Regions from separate parts of the Homo sapiens genome. Here region 2 is linked to region 1. The links are chromatin contacts, found by Hi-C or POLR2A ChIA-PET in ENCODE. All regions are on one chromosome and are shown on one strand. The core of a region is the stretch at or near the end of the contact, and the rest is flanking DNA. Distances in the headings are between cores, read along the strand shown. Region 1 has its middle 36 kb from the start of LINC02649. Region 2 overlaps PRKCQ (protein kinase C theta).

The links. Hi-C counts contacts between places; a loop is a spot of excess contacts on that map. ChIA-PET counts read pairs that join two places held with the same protein, here RNA polymerase II (POLR2A). Pooled maps may share reads with other maps.
Region 2: a pooled map shows a loop between it and region 1 (1.8-fold over the local background). The contact joins two enhancer-like sites. A Hi-C loop is called at or near these places in 2 of 37 single-sample maps with no recorded cell type and 3 of 50 pooled maps. POLR2A ChIA-PET finds 5 or more read pairs at or near these places in 1 of 52 experiments (activated CD4-positive, alpha-beta T cell).

The regions. Positions count from the first base shown.
Region 1 is chr10:6,287,343-6,293,905 of GRCh38, forward strand. It overlaps a transcript of PFKFB3 not described here and the pseudogene SDCBPP1. Among named protein-coding and RNA genes, the nearest start is that of LINC02649, 36 kb to the right of the region's middle. Within about 2 kb of position 3,934, at least 3 of the 41 ENCODE cell types and tissues checked have a DNase peak (open chromatin) inside an H3K27ac peak, as active enhancers do.
Region 2 is chr10:6,495,086-6,502,224 of GRCh38, forward strand. PRKCQ (protein kinase C theta) reads right to left here. Exons shown (of 18, transcript NM_006257.5): 5 at 3,311-3,473; 6 at 2,135-2,166; 7 at 1,950-2,035. Among named protein-coding and RNA genes, the nearest start is that of PRKCQ, 82 kb to the right of the region's middle. Within about 2 kb of position 3,831, at least 5 of the 41 ENCODE cell types and tissues checked have a DNase peak (open chromatin) inside an H3K27ac peak, as active enhancers do.

The sequences.
Region 1 (6,563 bases), core at 2,684-5,183:
GCCTCTCAAAGTGCTGGGATTACAGGCACGAGCCACTGAACCTGGCTGAGATTATAATACTGTATTTTTACTGTACCTTTCTGATGTTGGCTATGTATTTAGATAAACAAATATTTACCATAGTGTTACAATTTCCTACAGTATTTAGTACAGCAACATGCTGTACAGGATTGTAACCTAGCAACAATAGGCTGTACAATATAGCCTAGGTGTGCAGTAGGCTATACTATCTAGGTTTGTGTAAGTACACTCTGTGATGTTTGCAGAAGGACAAAATCACCTGATGACACATATCTCAGAATACGTCCCTGCCATTAAGTGACACCTGACTGTACTTTATAGCAGAGTACTCCCAGTTCCTCCCTCTTGTCCGTTATATGATTGCTGTCATTAATTTCACTTATCTATAAGCTATAATCACCAAATACATTATTACTATTATTATTTTGAACAAACTGCTATCTGTTAGATCAATTAAGAATAAGAAAAATAAAAGATTTTATTTACCTTCATTCATTCTTTCTCCATCCTTTCTTTATGTAGATTTGAGCTTCTGACCAACATTGTTTTCCTTCTCTCTGAAAAACTTCTTTTAATATTTCTTGCAAGGCAGTTCTATTGGAGACAGATTTCCTCAGTATTTTTCTGGGAGTGTCTTTATTTCTCCTTCACTTCTGAAAGATAATTTCACTGGGTACAATACTCTAGATTGATTATTTTTCTTCCAACACTTTAAATATCTCACTCCACTTTATTCTTGCTTGCATTCGTTTCAAAAAGAAGCCCATTATACTTTTTAATCCTAGTTCCTCTGTAGGTACGGTGTTTTTTTCTTTCGTCTGGCTTCTTTCTTTTTTTTTTTTTTTAATTATTATTATACTTTAAGTTTTAGGGTACATGTGCACAATGTGCAGGTTAGTTACACATGTATATATGTGCCATGCTGGTGTGCTGCATCCATTAACTCGTCATTTAGCATTAGTTATATCTCCTAATGCTATCCCTCCCCCCTCCCCCCACCCCACAACAGTCCCCAGAGTGTGATGTTCCCCTTCCTGTGTCCATGTGTTCTCATTGTTCAATTCCCATCTATGAGTGAGAACACGCGGTGTTTGGTTTTTTGTCCTTGCAATAGTTTGCTGAGAATGATGATTTCCAATTTCATCCATGTCCCTACAAAGGACATGGACTCATCCTTTTTTATGGCTGCATAGTATTCCATGGTGTATATGTGCCACATTTTCTTAATCCAGTCTATCATTGTTGGACATTTGGGTTGGTTCCAAGTCTTTGCTATTGTGAATAGTGCCACAATAAACATACGTGTGCATGTGTCTTTATAGCAGCATGATTTATAGTCCTTTGGGTATATACCCAGTAATGGGATGGCTGGGTCAAATGGTATTTCTAGTTCTAGATCCTTGCAGAATCGCCACACTGTCTTCCACAATGGTTGAACTAGCTTACAGTCCCACCAACAGTGTAAAAGTGTTCCTATTTCTCCACATCCTCTCCAGCACCTGTTTTTTCCTGACTTTTTAATGATCACCATTCTAACTGGTGTGAGATGGTATCTCACTGTGGTTTTGATTTGCATTTCTCTGATGGCCAGTGATGGTGAGCATTTTTTCATGTGTTTTTTGGCTGCATAAATGTCTTCTTTTGAGAAGTGTCTGTTCATGTCCTTCACCCACTTTTTGATGGGGTTGTTTGTTTTTTTCTCGTAAATTTGTTTGAGTTCATCGTAGATTCTGGATATTAGCCTTTTGTCAGATGAGTAGGTTGCGAAAATTTTCTCCCATTTTGTAGGTTGCCTGTTCACTCTCATGGTAGTTTCTTTTGCTGTGCAGAAGCTCTTTAGTTTAATTAGATCTCATTTGTCAATTTTGGCTTTTGTTGCCATTGCTTATGGTGTTTTAGACATGAAGTCCTTGCCCATGCCTATGTCCTGAATGGTAATGCCTAGGTTTTCTTCTAGGGTTTTTATGGTTTTAGGTCTAACATTTAAGTCTTTAATCCATCTTGAATTAATTTTTGTGTAAGGTGTAAGGAAGGGATCCAGTTTCAGCTTTCTACATATGGCTAGCTAGTTTTCCCAGCACCATTTATTAAATAGGGAATCCTTTCCCCATTGCTTGTTTTTCTCAGGTTTGTCAAAGATCAGATAGTTGTAGATAAGTGGCATTATTTCTGAGGGCTCTGTTCTGTTCCATTGATCTATATCTCTGTTTTGGTACCAGTACCATGCTGTTTTGGTTACTGTAGCCTTGTAGTATAGTTTGAAGTCAGGTAGCGTGATGCCTCCAGCTTTGTTCTTTTGGCTTAGGATTGACTTGGCGATGCGGGCTCTTTTTGGTTCCATATGAACTTTGAAGTAGTTTTTTCCAATTCTGTGAAGAAAGTCATTGGTAGCTTGATGGGGATGGCATTGAATCTATAAATTACCTTGGGCAGTATGGCCATTTTCATGATATTGATTCTTCCTACCCATGAGCATGGAATGTTCTTCCATTTGTTTGTATCCTCTTTTATTTCATTGAGCAGTGGTTTGTAGTTCTCCTTGAAGAGGTCCTTCACGTCCCTTGTAAGTTGGATTCCTAGGTATTTTATTCTCTTTGAAGCAATCGTGAATGGGAGTTCACTCATGATTTGGCTCTCTGTTTGTCTGCTATTGGTGTATAAGAATGCTTGTGATTTTTGTACATTGATTTTGTATCCTGAGACTTTGCTGAAGTTGCTTATCAGCTTAAGGAGATTTTGGGCTGAGACAGTGGGGGTTTCTAGATATACAATCATGTCATCTGCAAACAGGGACAATTTGACTTCCTCTTCTCCTAATTGAATACCCTTTATTTCCTTCTCCTGCCTGATTGCCCTGGCCAGAACTTCCAACACTATGTTGAATAGGAGTGGTGAGAGAGGGCATCCCTGTCTTGTGCCAGTTTTCAAAGAGAATGCTTCCAGTTTTTGCCCATTCAGTATGATATTGGCTGTGGGTTTGTCATAGATAGCTCTTATTATTTTGAGATATGTCCCATCAATACCTAATTTATTGAGAGTTTTTAGCATGAAGCGTTGTTGAATTTTGTCAAAGGCCTTTTCTGCATCTATTGAGATAATCTTCTGGCTTCTTTCAAGATTTTCTTTTTGTCTTTGATTTTTTTTTTTTTTTTTGAGACAGAGTCTTGCTCTATTGCCCAGGCTGGAGTGCAGTGGTGCGATCTCAGCTCACTACAACCTCCACCTCCTGGGTACAAATGATTCTTGTGCCTCAGCCTCCTGAGTAGCTGGGATTACAGGCACCCACCACCATGCCCAGCTAACTTTTTTTTTGTATTGTTAGTAGAGACGGGGTTTCACCATGTTGGCTAGACTGGTTTCGAACTCCTGACCTCAGGTGATCTGCCTGCCTTGGCCTCCCAGAGTGTTGGGATTACAGGCATAAGCCACCACGCCTGGCCTGTCTTTGATTTTCTAGATGTACATTTCTTTGGTATTTATCATGCTTGGTGTATTTATCCTCCTCTGAGCTTCCTGGTTTTGTGGTTTGGTATCTGTCATTAATTTTGGAAAATTTTCATCCATTATTACTTCAAATATTTTTTTCTGTCTCTTTCTCTTTTTTTCTGTGTGGTATTCCCATTACATGTTTGTTGCATACATGAGTTTCATTTTTTATTTTTGTTTTTAACTTTATGTGTACATATTTAATTAAAATAGAATAGGCATAAATCAAAAACAAGAAAATAATCAGGATAAAGTGTCCTGTCATTTAGTTTGCAAGGAGGAATCAGGAAGTGCAACAAATTACTAGAAAAATATTCTAAAACCATCTGAAGTGGCTAGGTTACATAATCTTCAGAGTCAAATGCCAAAGTTAAGTATTATACCACTTAATCCACAAATGAAAAAAAAGAGGAGTCAAAAGTTTATCTTGTTCAGGCTGGGCGTGGTGGCTCATGCCTATAATCCCAGCACTTTGGGAGGCCAAGGTGGGCGGATCACTTGAGGTCAGCCTGGTCAACATGGTGAAACCCTGTCTCCACAAAAAATAAAAAGATTAGCTGGGCATGGTGGTGCATGTCTGCAGTCCCAGCTACTCAAGAGGCTGAGGCAGGAGAATTGCTCAAGCCCAAGAGGCAGAGGTTGCATTGAGCAGAGATTGTGCCGCTGCACTCCAGCCTGGGCAGTGGAATAAGTGAGACTCTGTCTCAAAAAAAAAAAAAAAAAAAGTGTCCTGTTTACTAGAACAATTTTTACATTCAATCTATAGTGCTACTGGCAACTTTCAGAAGAAAGAAGTTTCCATTATGCATTGACTAGAAAATCTCAAATACAACTAAGCAGCTATGCTATGCTATAGCTCGTTAAGTATCATTAAACTGCTCTGGGCTAGTGTACATTTCAGATTAATAGAGAACCACATTTTGCGTTTTAGAAAGGCAGCAGTAATTCTATTTCAGCTTTTAGTCTGGATGCTTAACACAGTTAAGGCGACAGTTCAAGCACATTAAGTGAAGGTAGTTAAGATTTCAGAACAATCATCACCATCTCTTACAACCTACATACACTGTTTAATGCTTACGTGGAAGGAAACCAGTGGTTTTTTTTTTTTTTTTTTTTTTTTTTGAGACAAAGTCTCACTCTGTTGCTTAGGCTGGCATACAGTGGTTTGATCTTGGCTCACTGCAACCTCCACCTCCCGAGTTCAAGCAATTCTGCTGCCTCAGCCTCCCGAGTAGCTGGGATTACAGGCATGTGCCACCATGCCTGGCTAAGTTTTATATTTTTAGTAGAGACAGGTTTTCACCATGTTGGCCAGGCTGGTCTCGAACTCCTGATCTCAAGTGATCCTCCCACCTCAGCATCCCAAAGTGCTGGGATTACAAGTGTGAGCCACAGCACCCAGCCGAAACCAGTGTACTTTTTTTTTTTCTTTTTTTTTTTTTTTTTTTTTTTTGAGACAGAGTCTCACTCTGTCGCCCAGGCTGGAGTGCAGTGGCGCAATCTCGGCTCACTGCAAGCTCCGCCTCCTGGGTTCATGCCATTCTCCTGCCTCAGCCTCCCGAGTAGCTGGGACTACAGGCGCCCACCACCACACCCAGCTAATTTTTTTGTATTTTTAGTAGAGACAGGGTTTCACCATCTCTACTAGCCAGGATGGTCTCGATCTCCTGACCTCGTGATCTGCCCACTTCAACCTTCCAAAGTGCTGGGATTACAGGCGTGAGCCACCGTGCCTGGCCCGAAACCAGTGTTCTTAATTGGCATTTTATACACACATACACAGAATTAAAAAAAAAAAAAACTATCAAGGGCAATCATTCTAAGTGTACTGTGGTAGAATGTGTTAAAAATGCAAACATCCCATAGAACTAAAGTAACATGAACAGCACTTCTCATGGCCTAGGAGAAAGGTGACTGGTTCTCACACAAAGCTAAGCCTGTATCAGTCATTCTAATCACAATGGCTTATGAAAGTATCAGGTTTCCGGAAAAGCAACTATTCCAGGAAAGTCAGTAAATCTCTTGAAAGTTTCACCTCTATAAAACCAGGATAAGGCTACAGCTCTCTTGAAATCTGAACAGGTTATCAGATGAAACAGTAAGATTCCCAGCCATAATGTGAGATGGAAAGATCCTCATGCAGCGTATGCTCAATTGCTGGCCCCAGAAAGCCTCACGTGCAGAATACAGAAGTTGCCAAAGAAGGAAACGGAGACGTTCAGCTACATTTCCGTCGTGTGATGAATTTTAAACCCTCAGGAATGGTGTGGTCTATTAGGCTTTTCATCATGCTTGGTGTCATCCACTTAATCTGTTCAAAGATAAAAGAAGACATGATTGTAATAGTAACTCGAGTCCCAGATGTTGACAGTATGTCTGCAATTTGAGAGTCCTTCAGTCCAGTGACCTTCTGTCTGTTGATTTCACAGATGTTGTGTTCTGTGAGAAGACCATTTCTGGCTACAGAACTGTCTTTCACTATGGATGTTATCTTTTCTTTCTTTCTTTCTTTCGGAGATGGAGTCTTACTCTGTTGGCCAGGCTGGAGTGGAGTGGTGCAATCTCGGCTCACTTCATCCCCTGCCTCCTGGATTCAAACAATTTTCCTGCCTCAGCCTCCTGAGTAGCTGGGATTATAGGTGTGCACCACCATGCCTGGCTAATTTTTGTAGTTTTAGTAGAGATGGGGTTTCACCACATTGGCCAGGCTGGTCTCAAACTCCTGACATAAGGTGATCTGCCTGCCTTGGCCTCCCAAAGTGCTGGGATTACAGGCGTGAGCCACGACGTCCGGTCTATTTTTCCATTTTAAATGATAAAACCAACATGTCCAGTGCTATCCTTATGCATGGTAATTGTCCATTCAAAGGGCCTGTCATGAATGGACGTAGAAATCTTCTCTTGAAAAGCCTGTTTGAGCACCTTGTGCACTTTATCTGAGCTCCAGCCTGCACAGTTTTCACCATTGATTTGGAGTACTTGGTTCCCAAATCTCAGACCAACCAATAAGGTTGGAGAGTTATCCTTGACTTGCTGAACACATATACCATTATCTA
Region 2 (7,139 bases), core at 2,581-5,080, 210 kb after region 1:
AACCTGCCCCTTTGCTCCACCTCTGCTGACGTCTCACTGGTATAAACCACCAACCTCCCCGCTTGGAGGATTCCTTCCATCTCCTCTGGTTTCACTTTCACATCTCAACGCACTATTTCTACTACAGCATCCCAAAGTGGGCTTTCTACTACAAGTTGCACAAAATACAATCATTTTTCCAGGCTCCAAAGAAACCCCGCATGACCCAGGCCTTGGTGCCTTCCCCAGTGTGGGCTTCCAGTCTGCGCAGCCCTTGCAGCTGTCACCACACTGGTCCCATTTCAGTTCCTGGAACACATTGGACTCTCCCTCAGCAGGGTCTTCCAGCCTGTAAGGAGCTTCCTTCCTCCTGCTCTTCACCTAACCAGCTCTGTCACTCTTCAGCTGTCAGTTTCAATGTTCCCTCCGTTGGGGAGATTCCCGGACCACAGAGTCTCAGTAGGCCACATGCTTACTCTCCACCTTGCACCTTGTTCACTATCTTTGTAGCACTTAATATAAATCGAAGCCATACATAGCTGTTTATTATCTGTTTCTCCAACTTCGCAGGACCACGTCTGTTTTGTGTTATGCTGTCATTGGAAGAATGCGGTATCTTCCATGAATCAGATACCCAGTGAGGATTTGTGGAATGAAAAAGGAAACGGTGGGAGAAGGAAGTCAAAAGATTTCATAATGAGTGACAGAGTGGAGTAATAGACATTGGAGACTACAGATGGCAGGATGGGAGGGAGGGAGGATTGAAAATTACCTATTGGGTGTAATATTCACTCTTCGGATGGTGGGTTCACTAGAAGCCCAGACTTCCCCACCAGGTAATATAGGCATAGAAGAAATCTGTACTTGTAGGCCAGGTGTGGTGGCTCATGCCTATAATCCCAGCACTTTGGAAGGCCAAGACAGGTGAATCACCTGAGGTCAGGAGTTTGAGACCAGCCTGGCCAACATGGTGAAACCGCATCTCTACTAAAAATACGAAAATTAGCCAGGCGTGGTGGCATATGCCCGTAATCCCAGCTACTCAGGAGGCTGAGGCAGGAGAATCTCTTGATCCTGGAAGGTGGAAGTTGCAGTGAACCAAGATGACACCACTGCACTCCAGCCTGGGTAAACAGAGTAAGATTCCATCTCAAAAAAAAAAAAAAAAAAAAAAAAATTGAAAAAAGAAATCTGCACTTGTACCTCCTAAATACATATAAATTTTTAAAAATTTAAAATTCATAATGATACACTGCCCATGTGCTAGCCCAGTTTCCCCCCTCCATTAGGTAAAATGTAATTTGTCTTCCGATTATACCTCAACGTTTACTCTAAAAGAAATATTTGCTTCTCAACATAAAATTATGCCTCTGTTATTATCTCTAACCTTGTAAATGCCATGTTGCTGTATCTTATCATCATTTGCCTTTATTTACTCTTTTACTGTCACTTCTAGCTGGGGGTGCCACAAGGATTATTCTCATATAATTAATCTAAACTATGCTTTCTGGCCACTTTCTATGCCATTTTTCTGGAAAAGTAGAGCAATGAAAATTCTTCCTGTATATAATTTGTGTATATTTAGGAGGTACAAGTGCAGATTTCTTTTTTTTTTTTCTTTTCTTTTTGAGATGGAGTCTCACTCTGTTGCCCAGACTGGAGTGCGGTGGCATGGTCCTGGTTCACTGCAACCTCCGCCTCCCGAATTCAAGAGATTCTCCTGCCTCAACCTCCTGAGTAGCTGGGATTACAGGCTTATGCCACCAGGCCTGGCTAATTTCTAATTCATCCTCTGGTTTGGGTAATTCAGTAAGAATCATTATTGAAGAGGAAAGAGTTTTGGGGAGATGGATGTTCACTGATAAATGGGAGGATGCAAGTTCTGGCATTATTCTGAAGAATTCGTGGGCTGTAACATTTAACGTTCTGATAAAAATCACTGCACGTCAAAGAGGAGTGTAAATACTCACCATGGTTTCTCGGCTATTGATAGCTGATCCTGTGCACTTTGCTATAACTTTATCAATACACTTCTTGTGAATTGCTGCATTGCATTCTGAAAAGAAGAAAAAAATCACAGCTTAAGATTTTCATAGCCTAAGGAATAACTAAATAAAAAGAATGATGGTAATGCAACCAAAACCCTCTTACTTACGTCGGCACTGGTAGCCCTGTTTGTTCAGGCCCCTGTAATAAAGCACACGCTGATTTATTTCAATGTTGGCATCAACATCAGCACCAACAGCATTTAAGAGATGGATGAGATCTCATAACCCCCTAAGATCACAGAGCAGTTTCTGATCAGCAGCCCTGTTGTATCATTTGCCAAGAGTATTAACAGAGTGTTTTTCATTTGAAGCTGCGTTTTAAAAAGTTTGATAATTAAATAAATGAGAACTGGCTGATTTATCATCCTTGTATTTTCCAAACATATAGAGATTAAAATGCATGAATGAAAATGCATGCATCACAGACTCTTCGTAGCACGTTTCCCTGTGCTAGATTTAAAAATTCATGGCCTCGCTGAGCTCACTACAGACGAACAAAGACATCTGTAACATTTTATTTCCTCTTTCTGAGCATCTGAGAATATTTGCAACCAACAAAGTCTCACATGCAGGACCGATTCCTGAGTGACATCCATGATTAGAGAGAAAGGAGGTTCAAGTGATTAGACGAAAGCAGGCTGATGAAAACCCGCCAAGTCGATCTGGCATGTGGATACCCTGGTTACACAGGAGCTGTGCTTTAACAGTTTCTGCAGTAGCCTAAAGGGAAGAGTATCCCTTAATAGGCTAGGATGCTGAGAGCCAGAAACAGGAGTTATTTCAAGTCTCCACTCTGTCATAGCCTTTGCTATGTGGTTACTGAGGTTTAAACTGATCTGTTTGATGGCTATTAAGATACCCAAGAGCCTCATAAGCATTTAAACCATTAGCTACAATGGCAGAGTGCTGCCTGCTGGAAAAAGTAGCACCAGCAGGGTTGGGCCATTAGGTGGGGGAAGTTTTGACTATAAAACTGGAAAACTGTTTGTAATAAAGATACCTTTCACTTCTGTTTCTTCCCACTTACCCCCAATAGCCCCCCCATTGAGGCAGAAACTAAAATCCCATGGGCATTTTTCCTGACTAGACCTGGCTTCCTCATGCACCTCTTTTATTGGATCACACCATTTGAACCTTCTCAGTTCAGGCAAGGTCCCTGACAACGCTGAGGTAGCATTTACTCCAGCACACCCCCCACAGTGGAGCATGCCAGCGTAGAGGATTAAGAAGACGCAACAAAATGCATAACCCGAAGCTTGGAGGGAGATGCCAAGTTACTGTACCAGACAAACTCGTGGCAGACAGAGCAAAATGTGGGCTGTGGGAAGAAGGTGGCAGTGAACTCGTGGCACTTGACGTGGTGGACCTTTGCCTGCTTGATGGCACCCCGGCGCTGATGCAAAGCAAAGAAGCCTTCCGTCTCAAATTCATTCATGTCCTTTGTGTCTACAGGAAGAGAGAGGGGAAGAAAGTGAAGTTCTGCAAAAGGACGACTCCTATTCTAAGCTGGGTCAGGAGGGGAGGGAGATGGGCAAGGGATGGAGGAGGACCAGCTCTGAGTACCTGCTGTAACATTCCAGGTACTCATTATGGTGGGTACCACACTAAGCATCTTTCCTCAAATTCTACAACACAGATTCATCATAGGGCATATTGTTAGAGGGTGAAAACAATGTTGGATTGCTGGCTCAATCCTTCGCTCCTCTTTGACTGGGCTGAGCGATATATCCTCTTCAAGTTTCAAAACCAGAGATTAGAACTTTGAAGGGATCTATCAACCTCTCTTTGTCACCATCAATGATGACTCAGTCAGAAAAGGCAGGAAGTGGCAAAGGCTTTCCTGTCTGTAATTCTAGAGAATCACATGGTTACTGACAGCCTCTTGGGAACAGCATTTCAGAGGTGCCAGGATGCTTTATAGCAGGTTGTTGGAGACATGCTGGAGTAGACTAGGGGGAGCTGACCAGGATTTTGTGTGAGGAGAAAGGAACTTTGGGACATTGTGTCCTGGTTCCTGATGTCCACAGTGATCAGACACACCAGCTGCCAACCATATTTACCAATGTGAAAAAGGCCAGAAAATTAATAGCTCACTGCATTTTTTTGGTGTCTAGGTAATCCTGTGCATTACCTAGTCATCAGCATCAAACCATCAGATTCAATCTATTCATTTTACTCTGGGCTCATAAATATTGGTGAAAGTGCTTTGGATAGTCACTGTTTACAGTGCCCTATACCTGAATGACATCTTTCCAAAGGGTTGAAAAACTAAGATAGTCAAATTATGAGAATGCTCAGGATGCCCTTGCTGAAGCCCAGGTCCTCATGAAACACCAAATTGTAAGGCAGTCATGGTTAAACAGCACAGTGGACACAGCAGGTGAGAGAGAATAACACAAGGAACAGTAAAGAAATAAAAATATCCACTGCTGTAACAAAAATGATACACAAATAAATATGTGAATAAATAAATAAGGATAATGAATTTAAATCCCAGAGTTATAATTTTGTAATAGCTTGAAGACTCTTGGATTACTTCTTCTATTTTGTTACAAATACAAAACATTGAGGTTTCATTTAAAAAGCAGGTTCATCATATTTCACAATGAGTTAATAATATTCAAACTAAATTTCTTCTATTGTGGCTAAGCAGTGGCAGTAGCCTGACAATGCGTTTGGGGCAAATTATCTTCCAAGATACCTTATTGTCCAATCCCTAACAGTGGCTAGATTAGAAACACTCTAGGTAGACAAAGGAGGAGCTGTGTGGGTAGAAACCTCCCCCAGGAATCCAGCCACATCCCAGGACACATTGTAGGACTGAAGTCTTTTCTGTAGTGTCCGCAGATTTGTTTTATGGCAACCCCAACTTCCAGACAAAAAGCATTTCCAGTAACCCTCTAACAGTTCCACAGATGGGACATAATACTTTGCCTAATACTTTAAGAGTAGGTAATTTTGGTCTTTTTACCTGGAACTAGGCTGGAAATAATAGATTTGGCTTGGTAAATGAGGGGTTAAATTAAGGATCACTGAGTTAATCACCTTCTTCCACAAGTTCTGGTCTAAATGTCCAAATCTATTTACAACTTGTGACTAGTATAGTAGGTCATTTGTTTATAACATGTGACTTGTTTCTATTTTGGTCCAGATGAAATAAAATAAAATAAAAATAAGTATAAATACACTTTTAAATGCAGGGAATGAAAGTGAATTATTATGGGGACCCTATACAGGTTTTTACTGTAAAAATCATATATGTTTATATGTATATTAAACATATTTTATACATATATCTATACATATATGTTTATATACATATATGTCTACATATAGTTTATATTTTTATAAACTATAAATATATAGTTATATACACAATTTCTACATTAGACTATAGTACTATAATTTTTTTAAAATATCAGGAATTTCTAGAAATGAATTAATACCCTGTTATTTTCTGTGATTTTCATTATTCTCTATTTCAATCATTACAAAAGAATAAATGTAAAAACATAGAATTCTTTAATTTTTTTTGTATTGACTATATTTATTTCTCTATTTACTGGTTTGAATGAGCTCATTGGTTTTTGCAATTTTTTTTCTTTTATACTAATGGATTCTAATCTATTTATGTGGTCTAACCTATCACTTGTTTGTAGTCAATCAAATTACAAGTTTCCTGAGCAGCTGTGAGTAAACTGCCTTGCTGAGTGTGCTGAAGAAACACATTATTCCTCACCCTTGCATGGCTAACAGTCAAGTCAGGGAGACGTGGCACAGGCACAGAACAGCCAACCTTAAGAGGCAATATATGATGGTGTGGAATAGGCTCCGAGATATGTGTACCCATATTTTTTAGGAGGTAGGAAAAGAAATGGCAAAAGAGACCAAGAAGAGGCAGCTGAAAAATTAAGAGGAAAACCTGGACAATATCACATCAGGCAAGCTGAAAAGAAATGAAGTTTTCAGCATTGTATGATAGAGAGATATCAAGGAAATTGAAGGCTAAGAAGCAGGAACCACTTGTGAGAACTCATAATCTTGGAGACCCAGAGTCTTAGGGTCTAAGAATAGAAGTAGAAGGGAAGAAAAAGAAACTGATAAATATAAACTACTTTTTAAAGGAATGTGTTAGGGAAAGAAAAAAAAACTCAAGGAGGTAAAAAGGTGAAAAAAAAGAAGAGATGATGTTCAAGATTGGGGAAGATGCATAATGCAGTATGTCTTGGGAATAAGGAAGAAACTGCAGAGAGAAGGAAGAGTTGAGGATGTCAGAGGTAAAGTTTATTGATAGAGCAGGACTGCTGGGATGAGAGGTGTGCAACCAAGAAAGGGAGCAGCTGTCTCTGAGGCAGAGGAGCAGGAGGAGAAGGCGGGAGGAAGCAACTGCATCCTAAAGTGTAGAGACAAACAGAAGACAGGGTCTCGGCTGGGCGTGGTAGCTTACAACTGTAATCCCAGCACTTTGGGAGGCCGAGGCAGGCAGATCACCTGAAGTCGGGAGTTTGAGACCAGCCTGACCAATATGGTGAAACCCCGTCTCTACTAAAAAAAATACAAAATTAGCTGGGCATGGTGGAACATGCTTGTAATCCCAGATACTCAGGAGGCTGAGGCAGGAGAATCGCTTGAACTCGGGAGGCGGAGGTTGCGGCGAGCCAACATAGCACCATTGCACTCCAGCCTGGGCGACATGAGCGAAACTCTGTCTCAAGAAAAAAAAAATACATAAAAAAATTAAATAAAAAGAAGATGGGGTCTCTACCACTTATATTGGAGGCAAGGTCAACCTCCCAGAATCAGAGGAGATTGAGGCATCCCCAGAAACCAAGGAGGATGGGAATGGTAGGAATAGCCATTGTGTGGGAATCAAAAAGAAATGAAGGAGATTTCTAAGTGCCAAGGTGAGTCCAGCTGAACAGTTCAGCAGGCATTCATTGTGTACTTCCTGCATGCCTCACCAGAAACTTGGCACCACAGTTAAAGGAATTAATGAGACGTGTTTTGACAGTGGCTGTTCTGCAAGGAGTTAAGAGTCCAGAGGGAAAGAAAATCGATGTGTCAGAACAGAGGTATTCACAGGATGCTGTGGGACCACGGAAATGAGGAAAC